Linked DNA regions of Homo sapiens: all the other regions are linked to region 1. A link is a contact called in ENCODE Hi-C or POLR2A ChIA-PET data. All regions are on one chromosome and are shown on one strand. Each heading gives the region's core, a stretch centred on a gene start or an enhancer-like site at or near the end of the contact. The rest is flanking DNA. Distances are from core to core; before and after follow the strand shown.

Region 1 (4,245 bases), core at 526-3,025:
TAACGGAAATCATTCTCTTGGACATACTTTCTTATCTTTATCTCTCATTTCAAACTAGTTAACAACCCGTTGGCCACCAGGATCTAAGGTGACAATGATAGGGAATGAGTTCATGACCTGGCTTAAATTTTTAATTACTGTCAAAAATACCAGCAATACACATACTAAAAACAAAAACAAAAGCAAAAAAGCCATTAATTTATTTTACCCACTTCAATTCCATCCATCATCTACTTTTAGGCCCCATTATTTAAAATGAAATACATAAGCACGTGAATCTTCAGAGGATGGGTAATTTCATGTTCCAACGGAACAATAAAAAACTCATAATCGGCCAGGCACGGTGGCTCACACCTGTAATCCCAGCACTTTGGGAGGCCAAGGCGGGCGGGTCACGAGGTCAAGATCTTGATCGAGACTATCCTGGCCAACATGGTGAAACCCCGTCTCTACTAATAATACAAAAATTAGCTGGGTGTCGTGGCACGCGCCTGTAGTTCCAGCTACTCGGGAGGCTGACGCAGGAGAATCGCTTGAACCTGGGAGGCAGAGGTTGCAAGTGAGCCGAGATCGCGCCACTGCACTGGAGCCTGGCGACAGAGCGAGACTCCGGATCAAAAAAAACCAAAACCAAAACCAAAAAAAAACCTATCAAAGTGACTTTGAAATTTGTGTATAAACACTGATATACATCTTTTAATACTTTGCTTTTCACTTTTATGCCTCCAGGTTACTACAGCTAAGAAGAGAAAACATATACATATGAGTGTGTGTACACACACACACACGCATATAACTTTTTAAAATTCAGAAGTTGAAAGGTCCAGAACGATAGTAAGAAACTAACGTAGAATAGCCACAGGTGATTAATAACACGTTTCATGAAAGGCACATGGAAATAAATGGCAACAAAAGCTACTTTCATGGTAATCTCACATCCCACGAATACTGAAATGAAAATCGCCGCGGCAATGGACTGTGGTTCAGGTGGAACACGTTCTCGTTCGCTAAGGAGATTGATGCTTTTCATCTAAAAGCAGCGCTCATGGCGAAGAGGCTTAAGGCCACAAAACCGTGGGACAGCAGGAGGAAGAGAAGCCAGGTATCTCCACTCCAGCTGCCCTGCCTCAGACTCCTCAGTTTCGCACGTGAGGATCGTCTTGCAGGCACTGACTGGAGATGGAATCCTAAAGCATAGGTGAAGCGGAAATCCTCCTTCAGGGAGAGCCCACTGAGGAAGCCAGCGGCTAGCACGAGGCAGGACAGGATACCTCCCTCTTCGCCCACGGCGGCCTCTCTGTCATAGTAGCCACCGTTCTGCCACTCATGCAGCTTTCTAAGACACCTCTCGGTTCCCCAGCGCTTTCAGTGGGGCGGCCGGCCATTCCCGAGGGTTGCAAGAGGAGGCCCGGGGTGCTGAGCCAGCCTCGCTGCCCCCGCGTAGAAAGCCGGCCCGCCGGCGAGAGCCAGCCTAAGGCGCGGACAACCAACGAGGTGTCAGGCTCGGCAGGGGATTGCTTCTGTCTGGGGCCCGGCCGAGGTTGCGTTCGTGCCTCGCGCGCACACGCTCCGCGTTCACTCAGCCAATCCGGTGCTACTCGCGCGCCCAGGAGCGATCCGCGGTCCTACTCAGGCTGGGCCGGCTCCTTCCCGCTCCCAATACTCAGCACCCGAGCTCTCACTCCTCCCCTCACTCTCCACGAGTTCCACGCCTAGGGGTGTAGCTCCGCCCTTGTCCCCGAGTCCGCCCCCGCAACCTCCAGAGCGTGTGCTATCCTTTCCTCTCAGTCCTGCCATCTAGCTGCCTTGGGTCTCGCGCTCCGCAGAGCGTTCCGACACTCTCCGGCCTCGTTCTGCCGCCTCCGCGCGCTCTCCCCGTGCGGCCACCGCGCCCCCCAAGCTTGCCTCCTTCTTGCCGGACTTGGGGCCGCGCGCCCTGACTCCTTCCCCTCCCGCGGACCCGCGCACTCCCGGCGCGGCCTCTCCCCCACGCAGGCCACCGTGCACTCTGTGGCCTCCCCCTCCTTCCCCGCTCTCCTCGCGCTTCTCTGGCTCCCTAGCTGTCGCGCTCTCCTCGGCGAGCGCGCTCCCGGCCCGCGCGCTCCGGGCTCCGGTTTCTCCCGGCTCCTGTCAGTGCGGTGACTGCGCTGGGAAACATGGCGACCGAGGGAATGATCCTTACTAACCACGACCATCAAATCCGTGTCGGAGTCCTTACAGGTAACCGGGGGAGGAGGTCTGGGACCTATGAGGCTGCTGTCCCTGCATTGCCTTAGGCTTTTCGCCTGTGGTGGCCCTTCTCTGCGGCCTCGGGAGGAGGGAAGGCTGAAGAAGGGAACCGCGGGGGTGCATTTTACAACCGCTGAGAACCGCCGGAGATTGGGGGTGTTCCCGCGGGTCCCCTCCCCCAGGCCCCAGGAGCCGGGGTCGACCCCGTGGGATGTTAGGCCCCAGCGCCTTCGGAAGCAAAGTCCTGGGCCCCCGGGGACCGAGGGGCCGGTGCGGAGGGCGCTGCGGGGCTCCGCGCTGTCGGTGCAGGCGGCGGGATCCCGGCTCCGCAGTCTGAAGCATGCCGCTCTCGGCTGGCCTGGGCGCATCCTCCGCTAGTGCTCTTCAGAGAGAGGGGGGAATCCCATCTCCACCCCCTTCCTCTCCTTCCCTTCCCCCCACCTGGGCGGCCCCACGCCAGTATCTGTGCTTGCCTGGACGAGACTCAGGTGTTAATCAGATGAAACTGCTCCTCCTCGGGTTGTCCCTCGCGGGCCGGGCGTCCCCTCAGCCACCCATGGGGCACCCTTCGCCTCCCTCGGGGGATGGGGGATCGGCTTGCGTCCGGACCTCGGAAAGTGTCTGCCTTCTGCCTTTCCGCGCAAAAGGCCCTCTGTCTGCCTCGTCGTTTCCTTAGCGAGGACGGGCTGCAGCCTGCTGCCGGGGATCCAGCTTTTTACTTGAGAGGGCAGGATTCCCCTACTCGGGCTCCTCTCCCCCTCCTTTCTGGGAACCCCCACCCCGGTAGAGCGTCCCGAGGCTGGTGAGGAGCGCACTTTTCCCGGGTCGCGTTTCCCTCCCTCGCGAAAGCCGTGTGTGTTCTGCATGTCTGATTCCGTTGCGCTGAATTTGGTTAATATCCGTCACTTCGGCGATCGGCAGTTGCTGCAGGGCATGACTTCCAAGATGAACAGCAAGCGGATTTGTAGGGGTTTCTGCTGTGGTTCTGTAATTGGCAAGGTTTATGTGTAATTGAGTGGCGAGACGGGGGTTAAAGAACTATATTTGGAATCTGAGGGCTTAGTTTGGAGTGAAGGAAATCCAAGACTCAGTGATGTGATTTCGGAAAAAGAAGCAGTGTGGACGGGAATCCTAGTGTTTCCCTTACTTCTTTTTTTAATTTTTTCTTTAACTGTCAAATTCTGACAGGTCGAGACGGTGCTCGAGAAGGGACTAAATTGAATAAGACTTGCTTTTATTATTAGGTAGAAAAAAAATGTCTGAGACTGCCGGCAGATATTGAGTGCAAAGCTTAATTTAGCTGCTGAATTTTATGAAAAGGTGATATCCAAAGCCTCCTTTTTTCTCTTTTAAGTAAAGGATTGCCTTTCCCTGGTATTCTTTCCGTATATCGATGGTGATTAATTGAATTTTCCTAATTAAAAGACCCTTGGATAGAGAAACTAGTCTAAACCAGTTGCAGAAAAGGGAACCCCCAAATCAGAAGGTGCGCTGTTCTCTTCTTTTGGTCCTGAAACTGTTTGGGTATGTGAAGATTCAGTTGTATTTCAGAATTCCTGGAGCTGACATTGCCAATTTTCGAATAATCTGATGGTGGGATGTCAAAGTGTATATCTTTTATCTACCCTCAACTTGCACTTTAAATTCCAGCCATTCTTTGACAATAATAGAGTAGTGAGAAACCAAAATATGTCAGTTGTCTGTGGAAATAAAAAAGGCCATAGATGTTTAAAAGTTAAACCGTAGAAACATTTTTAAAATGAACATTTTCTACTTAAGCTTTCCATTAAATAATAGTTTCATTTAACGAATCAACTTACCTTTGTGAAGTGACATAGCAGATAGGTGTTGTACAGACTGCTTTGAAAGATGCAGCCCTTATCTGGTGTCCCTACAGTCTAATATGGATAACATTGATACGCAAACAAATGAAGAAACATTGTATGTAATTATTGTGCAAAACTTTTCTAAATACATTACCTATGAGTTTGGGGTTAACTGCAAAAGAAATTCCGT
Region 2 (3,904 bases), core at 1,228-3,727, 2.3 Mb after region 1:
TCAAAGAACTCATCTCTACCTCGGCTCTAGCAAGCTCCCTTCCCTCTCTCCCTCCCATAGGCCATTCACCTGGGTTTATTTTGGCCCCATGCGTAAGAAACCACAAGATCCAAACTGTGTGACAAGCACCCTGCTCCATGCTGACTCCTGCAATGCAACCCCCATGTCCTCTGTCCCCAAAGCTACCACTTTAAAGTTCAACTTTTTTACTAGTCAAATAGATTCTTCAACTCAAAATATCTCACACAACCCAGACCTCTCTAGATTACCGCACCCCGCCCCCGCCACCGCCCGCGACAAAAACAGGTAAACCTCAGAAAGGAGTCTATCATAGGCTACGTTAGGTCCCCTTCCAATCAGTCTCTGCTTAATTGATACCCCCTCCTTCAAGACCTGGCCTAAGACTCTCAACTTCCTCCTTCAGAAGTGTTCCCTTCCTTTGGCAACAGGTTTTCAGACTGCCTTTGCTTTTTCTTGTGGGGAGGAGATTGGGGGCCTGGTCTGAGGTTGGGGGAGACAGGGATGTGATTCCTGAAAATAAAACTCTTTGCCCTAAGTTCCCGGAAGAGATATTTTCTACAATAATCTCTCTCACCATTTCCACTCAGCCCTAGCCCACCCCGCCCCCTTCACTGAGAAGATGCCTTTGCAATTAGTCTTTTGGCTGCAAGAGCAAGCTTGGATAAGAGCTCCAGTGTTTAATCTTTAACGCAAAGCTGCAGATGGAAAGGAAAAGGAAAGCACCAACCCCCCTACCCACCTCCTAGTCAATAGCGGATTGGGGGTGGTGGGGATGGGGGCAGAGCCACCAATGGCAGGTTTCTGTTCCAATAGGACCCTGGTCACCTGCCCAAATTGTACCCAAGATTTGGAAATGGTGCAGGTCAGGGACCTAGGAGTTAGTTCCCAGCCCATGTGGGTGTCATTGTGCAAATTCTAATGTTGGTCCCTTAGGATCAGCAGGGGGGGACCGGGAATCTGTAACTGCAACCACCCCACCGAGAGGATTACAGGAACCCAGTCGAGAGCTGGTTCCCAACAATGAGGTTCATTTAAAAAGTCGTGAGGGGGGAGGGGGGCCAAAGAAAGAAATAGATCAAAGAGCGGGAGAGTCGAGAAAAGAAGGAAGAAATGTTGGGGAGCGCTGGCAGCCGGGCTGGCAAGTGGAGTTTGGGAATGTGCAGGGAGGGAAGGAAGCTGAAAAATTCAAACTTTTTAAATGCTACTCTTCAGCTCCTCGGCGTCCCTGCACCCCAACCCTGCAGCCCTGGGGCGTTGGCAGCTGCACCAACAGGAGCAGCAAGCTGGGAAAACAGAGCAACATGACCCGACGTGTTAAGAGAAGGCAAAACACTTCAGCAATTAAAAAGTAGCCCAGCAGCTTCACCCTTTCAAATTGGGAGGGGGAGGTTGGAAAGAAATTTAACAACATCCATAGACTTTTGCTATGTACATTTAAACCGCAGTCCTGGAACATTCCGAGTTTAAAACTTGCTTTTTCAACACTGGCTGACAAGCAACATGTTTTAAGGAGCCCCCCATTAAATCCTTACTCGCGGGACTCTCGAGTTCAAGCCAGCATTTTGTCGCCACCTCCCCCCCCAACCCCGCCCGCAATCGATGAGCCGCAATGCCTCGGCAACACAGGTAAGCGGGTCAACCTGAATGCCTCTTTCACCCCAAAGTTTGCTGCACGATCGGCTATCGCGGGAAGAAGCCCAACGGAGCTAGGGCGGACTCAAGCCCCACTGCAAACTTGTTCTGCAACATCTTTTTGAATCACAACTTGGCCTTTCTTCCTCGCATATCCCCAGCTCCCCCCAAAGAGTGGAGGAAAACATTGTCCCGAGACTCACTTCCCCGAGGGACCTCCCACTCCCAACCCCACGGGTGGGTAATGCCGCTGGACAGACCTAGGGCGCAGACTGGGAACCCGATCAGACCAGCAAACCTGGGATCCAGCAGCACGTTACGTAAAACAGGATCGCCCAAAACTTGTCCCAATCCCAGCCCTCCCCCCGAAGCCCCCGGGCTGCCCTGCCAGGCAAACTTCGCCCCTCAAAACCCTGGCCTCCAGATTCACATGTAATCCCCGCCAGCAACTGTTGAAACTCAAAGGGTGGGAAGGACGGGGCCAAATTCCTTCAAACTTGGGAGAAATGCCGGAGGAGAAAAGAATCATCTCGCTGCACCACTTTCCCCATTGCCTTCCAAGACCCAAACTTTTGGGGGTTCTTTCTTAAGGCAAAAGAAAAAGACTTTTTGAAAAGCAAATGCTCCGCCCCCCTTTACCTTGCATAAAACTTCGCTCAAGTCGAAGATGGTGGCAGACACGAGGGTGGTGGTCATCCTGTGCGTTCGCGCGAGCCAGGGGCGAGGATCTGGTGTGTCGCGAAGGTCCCGGTGCGGGGAAGGCGCAGCCTCTCCTGTCTGGAGTCCCACACGCCAGTTCCCGGCGCCCCTCGCCTTTCTGACTCCGGGCTGGGGCGCGCAAAGCCCAATTTATAAAGTTCAGATTTGGTGGGCCGGGGGGAGGAGGAGCTTTAAACTTATTTAAATGAGGAAGAGGAGGAAAAAGAAGTTGATTGACACTGGAGTTGAATCAGCCATGCGGTCAGGCGGGGAGGGGGGGCAGGGGGAGGAGAAGAAACTTTCAAAAGGAAGAAGGGGGAGGGGAGACGAGAAAAGAAGGCGGAAAAAAAAAACCCCACTGTGAGCCGCGCACAACTTTTTTTTTTTTTTCTTTAAGAGGAAAAGTTTCAAGTCGGCTGACTTCCCTACCCGGCGCTTCAGGCGCCCCCTCTCCGGGGCCGCGCGGGCGCAGAGCGGGAGGGGCGCGCCCCCTCCTTTGTCAGCCTCAGAGCGCGGCTGTGACGTCACTCATTCCACTCCCTCCGGGGTTCTTGTTGTCATGTTGTTGTTTTTTGTTGGGCAGGAAGGCGGGCTCGACTTTCTCTTTTTGCCAGCGGGAGCTGAAGCCCGTCCTTAGCGCCCGGGCCGCGGTTTCCATCTTGAGCTGGCGGTCTCCTTGAAACTTCCCCAAGTGTCTGCACAACTTACCTTTTCCCGACTTCTCTTCGACACTCGGCTCCCTTCGGCAAACCGGGCAGGCCGAGGACATTAGAAATTTGGGACGCACAGAATGTTCAAGCCTAGGATTTTATGTTGCTGTTTTTTTTCCAGCGGGGCGTAGGGTGGGGCGCGCTGCTGGGGGGACTAGGGAAACTTTTTCCCCAGGAGGACATGGTCTGGCGGGGGCGAGCGCGGCACAATTTAGTGCGCCGCACGCGTCGACACTCGCGCTCGCTTTGCAGCCGGCGCTCTCCGGGTGTGGGCGGGTGGGGGGCGCCGCAAAAAAAGACCACAACCCGGGACGATTGTTTGTTTTACCAGGCCTAGGCGTGCCGTTTCTTTTCACGCATCCAATCTTTAAACTTTTTAGTCAAGAAAACCCTAATCCTTCCTGAATGCCCCTTCCTCCCAGAAAAAGCCCACCGAGCAACTCACTACTTTCCACGCGCGCTCCGAATTCTGGGCGGCGCCACAACCCTCCCTCCTCCTCCATCCTCCCCACACACACCTCAAGACTCTAGAACAATGAAAAAAGGTTACTTTGGTAAGAATGAAGGTAAAGAGGTGGAGGGAGGCGGCACTTTTAACTTATTGTTGCTTCTCTCTCGCCCCCACCGGAGTGGAACATATGGCTTGTCACGCTGCGCCGTTTTGGCGGGAGGTGGAGAGGGGGACATGGGAGCCACGAAACCGAAGGGCCCGCAATGGAGCATGACTCCCTTGAAAATGATAAAATATATACTGTTAGGTTTGGATGCCGCCCACCCAAATAAAAAGTTAACGAGTCCCCCACCCGCCCCCTGCGCCTTGGCCCGACTGCTGGCGTGATGAC
Region 3 (4,235 bases), core at 591-3,090, 2.6 Mb after region 1:
TCAAGTCAGTTCTGGACAGACCCCAGAAGGTTTATCATAAAATGATCACAGAAGACCTTTCTCTTTGCTACCCCCAAATTGGACTGTACGCCCCATGTCACTTCCGAAGGTTACTCGCGAAGACGGATGCTTTGCCAAGATCCCAGAAGTTTCTGGCGAGCTGCTCACGGACACAAATTAGAAAGACATTCAGGGACCGACCTGGGTGAAGCTAAGCGCCACGTCCAGCGCTGGGTTCCCCCTTCATCCCTCCCAATATAGGAAAAGGGACAGAAGAGGGCAGCAGCCAAGCAGGAACGCCCAATCAGCCGTCTTCACCCCCCCTCCCCTGAGCCAGGTTTCGGGGAGCCGCCCCCTAGCCCTCACGTAGGCCCATTCCCACCCGCCCCTGCCCTGGGCCCGCGACCCCAGGGAGGAGGGGACGACGGCGGCGAGCGCCCCCACCGGCAGCAGGCGCACCTCCCCAGGGGCAGCTGTCGCCGCGGCCCGCGGGGCCCGGGCCTCCCCGGGAGCAATAGGCTATCGATTCAGCTGCCTGTCGCTAGGAGCCCCGGGAGAGCGAGGCCTACACCGCCCGGCCGGAGCCCCGGCCTCGATTTCGCCACTTTCCCCAAACCAGAGGGAGAGCCCGGGGGCAACCAGGCCCGTCTGGGCGAGAGGGAGGAGAAGCAGAGACCACTTGCAACAGCGGCCGCGGGAAACGGGGTGCGGGGCGCCGGGCTCCCGCCAACAAGTCTCCCGGGGGTCCCCCACCCTACCGCCTGCCTCGCAAGTTGCGCATTCAAGTTCAGGCTGGTGCCCTTTAGCCTCCACAGCCCTCGCCACTCTCGAAACTGTATTAAAAACAAGACGCAGAAGAGGCCACAACCGAACGAAAGGCGATGGTGCTGGGCCTCTAAGAGCGCCGAGGGGGGCGGCCCACAGCGACCCTACCGCCCCAGTCACTTCCCCTCTGCAGACCCCGCCAGCCCCCGGGTCGCAGCCCCCGGCCCCTCGGCGTCCGGGTCTGTCACCGCCCGCTTCCCAGCCCCAAGACCCCTTTTCCTTAACGCCGGCGACGGGGGCTTCAGCTCCCCCTTGCCTCCGGCGCTCCTCGGCCTCCTCACCCTCCACATCCCCAAAATGCCCCCAGCACCTTTTAAAGTACGCGGAGGAAGAGTTTGCCGTCAAACTTTGTAGAGCGGTAACCTCGCCCCCCTCCCCGACCTACACTTTCAGGGCAGGCATCAGGAGAGATCACTTTGCACTTGGGATAAAGCGAATTAAGGAGCTGTCAACCATTTTAGGTCTTTTTTATAGAAGACATCCTCTCCTTCCCCTCCCCCTGCAATGGTTTTAATTTGACACCAAACCTTCCCACCGCAGAAGGGGGTAGAGAAAGGGAGGGGGTGGGGACAGAGGGCAGGAGGAGGGTGACGGGGGAGAGCGAGAGGGGGAGGCTGGGAGGGTGCGGGGAGGCGCGGGGAGGGGAAGGGGGTTGATTTACCTGAGACCAGCCACTGGCCTCCATTGTTGGAGAATTCAATGGCATTGACACAGCCGAAGTGGCCGAGGAGGTCCTTCTTGTAGAGGTTTCTGCAGCCCCGCAGGCGTCTCCTCTGAAAGTCCTGAGTGAGCAGGGGGTCCCCATGCAAGCCCCGCTGGGACAAGAAGCCCACCACTGACCTCATGCTGCCCCCCAGGCCAGCTCTCCTCTTCATGCTGGAACCGCCGCCGCCGCCGCTCGCGCCGCCGCCCCTCCCTCGGCCTCACGCGCGGCCGCTGCTCCCCCCACCCGGCCCTCCCCCCGCGCTGCGATCCGGATGGTTCTTTAACCAGCCATGGCAGGCAGAGCGAGGTGTGCAGACACTCGGCGGCGTTCGCGGCTTCCTGACGGTCCCCTCCCTCTCCTTCCCCCCGAGGCTCCTCCCTCTGCCTCTCCGCCTCCTCCAGCAGCTGATCCTCAGCTGCCGCCGCGCTTCCGCGATGCGCGGCCCTTCCGCCGGCTGCGGGGCCCCGAGAACGCGGCGTCGGCGCCCCTCCCCTCCGCGGGGGGCTGGCCGGAAGAACGCGGGCGGCCGGCCCGGAGACCACGGGCGCCGGCTGCTTTCCCAGTTGAGCCGCTTCCCGCCTGGGGACCTGGGTGGCGCCGGGCGGAGACCCCTCTGCACCCCAGCGCCCCGCACTCCGCGGAGTTGAATGCGCGTAACAATCCGAGTGGCCGCCGGGCTTTGGCTCGCCTTCCTCCCGCGGGGACCCGCGGGCCGGCTGCTGCCCGGAGGCCAGCGCCCGTACGAGTTCGGGGAAAATGCGGCTGGAGTGGGGGAAGGTGCGGGCGGGGGCTCCGGCCCTCCTTCCTCTGCTGGCCTCTGCCTTGGGCAGTCCGGCCCTGCCCGAGGCGGGGGAACCGGGAGGTAGGGCCGCACACTTGGAGGAACGTTGCCTGGGGGTTTTGTTCGCGCACCCGCCCCTTCCCCTCTCCCGGTAAATGTTTAACACCACCGCTCATCCCCAAGTCCAGTTCTCTAACTCTTCCTTCCTCCGGTCCTTTAGTTGAAAAAGGCTAAATTGTTCCGTCTGGCAGATTAGAGTGGTACATGGGGGGAAAGAGAAAGGGATAAAGAAGTAGGAAGAAAATTGCCAAAACCGAGTTGATGAAGTCCCGAGAAGCACGAGGTACTTCTCTCCGTTCCAGATAAATTTGCACGACACAAGAAGCGTGATTTGAAACTAACGATATATGTTATTTAATTGGGTTCGGTGAGCTCCTCTTAAAGGTCTCGAGTGGGGAGCACTGAGGTTGGACAGCTGTTAACCAGCAGCTGCGCTCCAGGCCAGAAGTGGCTGCACTTCAGTAGGATGGGAGTCACCGCGTTGACCCTAGTGGGTGTTAAATGCTTTGGAATTCTACCAGATACAGTTAAAAGTCCCCTTTTCGATGTATTATAGTACTTTTCCTGGAAGCTATCCTCTGTCATTAAGTGGTAATAAGCTACTGAAATAGGCACTTGTCAGTTTTGCCCTTTCAAGTTAGCAGGAATTACATCCTCTGGACCAGAGATGGCACAGGAGCAGTTGAGTAGAATCATCATTGAAAGATGGGCTGTACATCTCTGATCTGGGGAAAATAATAATAATTTTTTTTAAAAAAAAAGATCGGCTGAACATGGAAGAGGTTTACCCGTCAAACAAAATTATTTACTTCTACTTTTTGTTCAGTGACAATACGATTAATCGTACTAATAACAAATATGCAAATGTTTCATATAAAAGTACATATTCTAGCAAACATTACTAAACAGAAACCAAATTCCATCAGAACTTGGGGAAAAGGGCAAAAAATAAATAAATTTTTAAAAGAAAGAAATCAAATTCCAAAAATGTGAATTTTAATGGAATATTGTTCCCCTAAATAGGAAACTATGTGGTACTTAAAAGGTTTTATCCTCAGGATGCCTTCTAATAATCCTTTGTGTTTATTCATTATAATCACCACCTAAAAATTAGTAGCAGTATACCAGCTTTATTAAAGATGTATAGCACCAAACATCCTTCTGTCATTGCAATGTCAAAATGTGTAATTAATCATTTATTTTTGTGATGATATGAGTCTCCCCACTCTGCTGTAAGTTCTCTGAGAGCAGGGACTACGTCTGTTCTGCTCAAGGGTGTATGCCTGGAGCCAGTACTTGCTGGCACTAGTGGCCGCTTTAATACTTGCTGAATTCATGAATGTACTTAGGGAGTGGGGAGGAGTTTGAAGGGAAAGGTCGTGCTTTCCGGTTTGGATATGTTGAGTTTGACCTGTTTCATTCCAGTGGAATCCACTTGTTCCAAGGCCAGTTTCCCTGCTCACTGTTCCTTTGCTTGGCATACTCAGTCCACACATTCAAAACCCCCTCTAACTTCTTCCAGTTAATAGGCCATCATTTATACCTATTTGCCTGGGGTGGGGGAGATTTGTTCGAAGTGGCCTTTACTGTGGCAGTGTATAATACGCATCCTCCTCTGCCCTCTTAAGCACATACCCCCTTTACAGTTTTTACTGAATTCCTGGGAAAATTGTCCCATTTACCTCAGCATAAAAATAGACCAGCATCTGGTCACATGCCAGCCCAAATCTAGGACTTTGCTGGAAACTTCCTTAACTGTTGGGTGACCAACAGTGACAGAAAGGTAGGACCACCTAGTCTGTTTATATCCTACTGCTAGTCTGGCCAGATTTTTATAAGCCTGAATGAAATATCTTCCTATTC

The links. A loop is a pair of places that touch in the nucleus more often than their neighbours do. ChIA-PET counts read pairs that join two places held with the same protein, here RNA polymerase II (POLR2A). Pooled maps may share reads with other maps.
Region 2: a map of naive thymus-derived CD4-positive, alpha-beta T cell shows a loop between it and region 1 (7-fold over the local background). The contact joins the promoter of ZFP36L1 here to the promoter of GPHN in region 1. A Hi-C loop is called at or near these places in 1 of 168 maps with a recorded cell type or tissue (naive thymus-derived CD4-positive, alpha-beta T cell), 3 of 37 single-sample maps with no recorded cell type and 9 of 50 pooled maps.
Region 3: a loop to region 1 is called in a map of CD8-positive, alpha-beta T cell, with 16 times the contacts of the local background. The contact joins the promoter of DCAF5 here to the promoter of GPHN in region 1. A Hi-C loop is called at or near these places in 5 of 168 maps with a recorded cell type or tissue (CD4-positive, alpha-beta T cell, CD4-positive, alpha-beta memory T cell, CD8-positive, alpha-beta T cell and 2 more), 4 of 37 single-sample maps with no recorded cell type and 16 of 50 pooled maps. POLR2A ChIA-PET finds 5 or more read pairs at or near these places in 1 of 52 experiments (CD4-positive, alpha-beta memory T cell).

What each region holds. Positions count from the first base shown.
Region 1 is chr14:66,506,372-66,510,616 of GRCh38, forward strand. GPHN (gephyrin) reads left to right here and starts at 1,776. Exons shown (of 23, transcript NM_020806.5): 1 at 1,776-2,220. The coding sequence starts at 2,157. RefSeq lists silencers at 1,821-2,010, 2,361-2,510 and enhancers at 2,601-2,760, 3,011-3,060.
Region 2 is chr14:68,790,590-68,794,493 of GRCh38, forward strand. It overlaps ZFP36L1 (ZFP36 ring finger protein like 1), which reads right to left and starts at 2,478. Exons shown (of 2, transcript NM_004926.4): 1 at 2,293-2,478. The coding sequence starts at 2,349. RefSeq lists an enhancer at 1-11 and silencers at 2,636-2,705, 2,726-2,925.
Region 3 is chr14:69,151,279-69,155,513 of GRCh38, forward strand. DCAF5 (DDB1 and CUL4 associated factor 5) reads right to left here and starts at 1,841. Exons shown (of 9, transcript NM_003861.3): 1 at 1,487-1,841. The coding sequence starts at 1,700. RefSeq lists silencers at 156-615, 776-825, 1,646-2,285.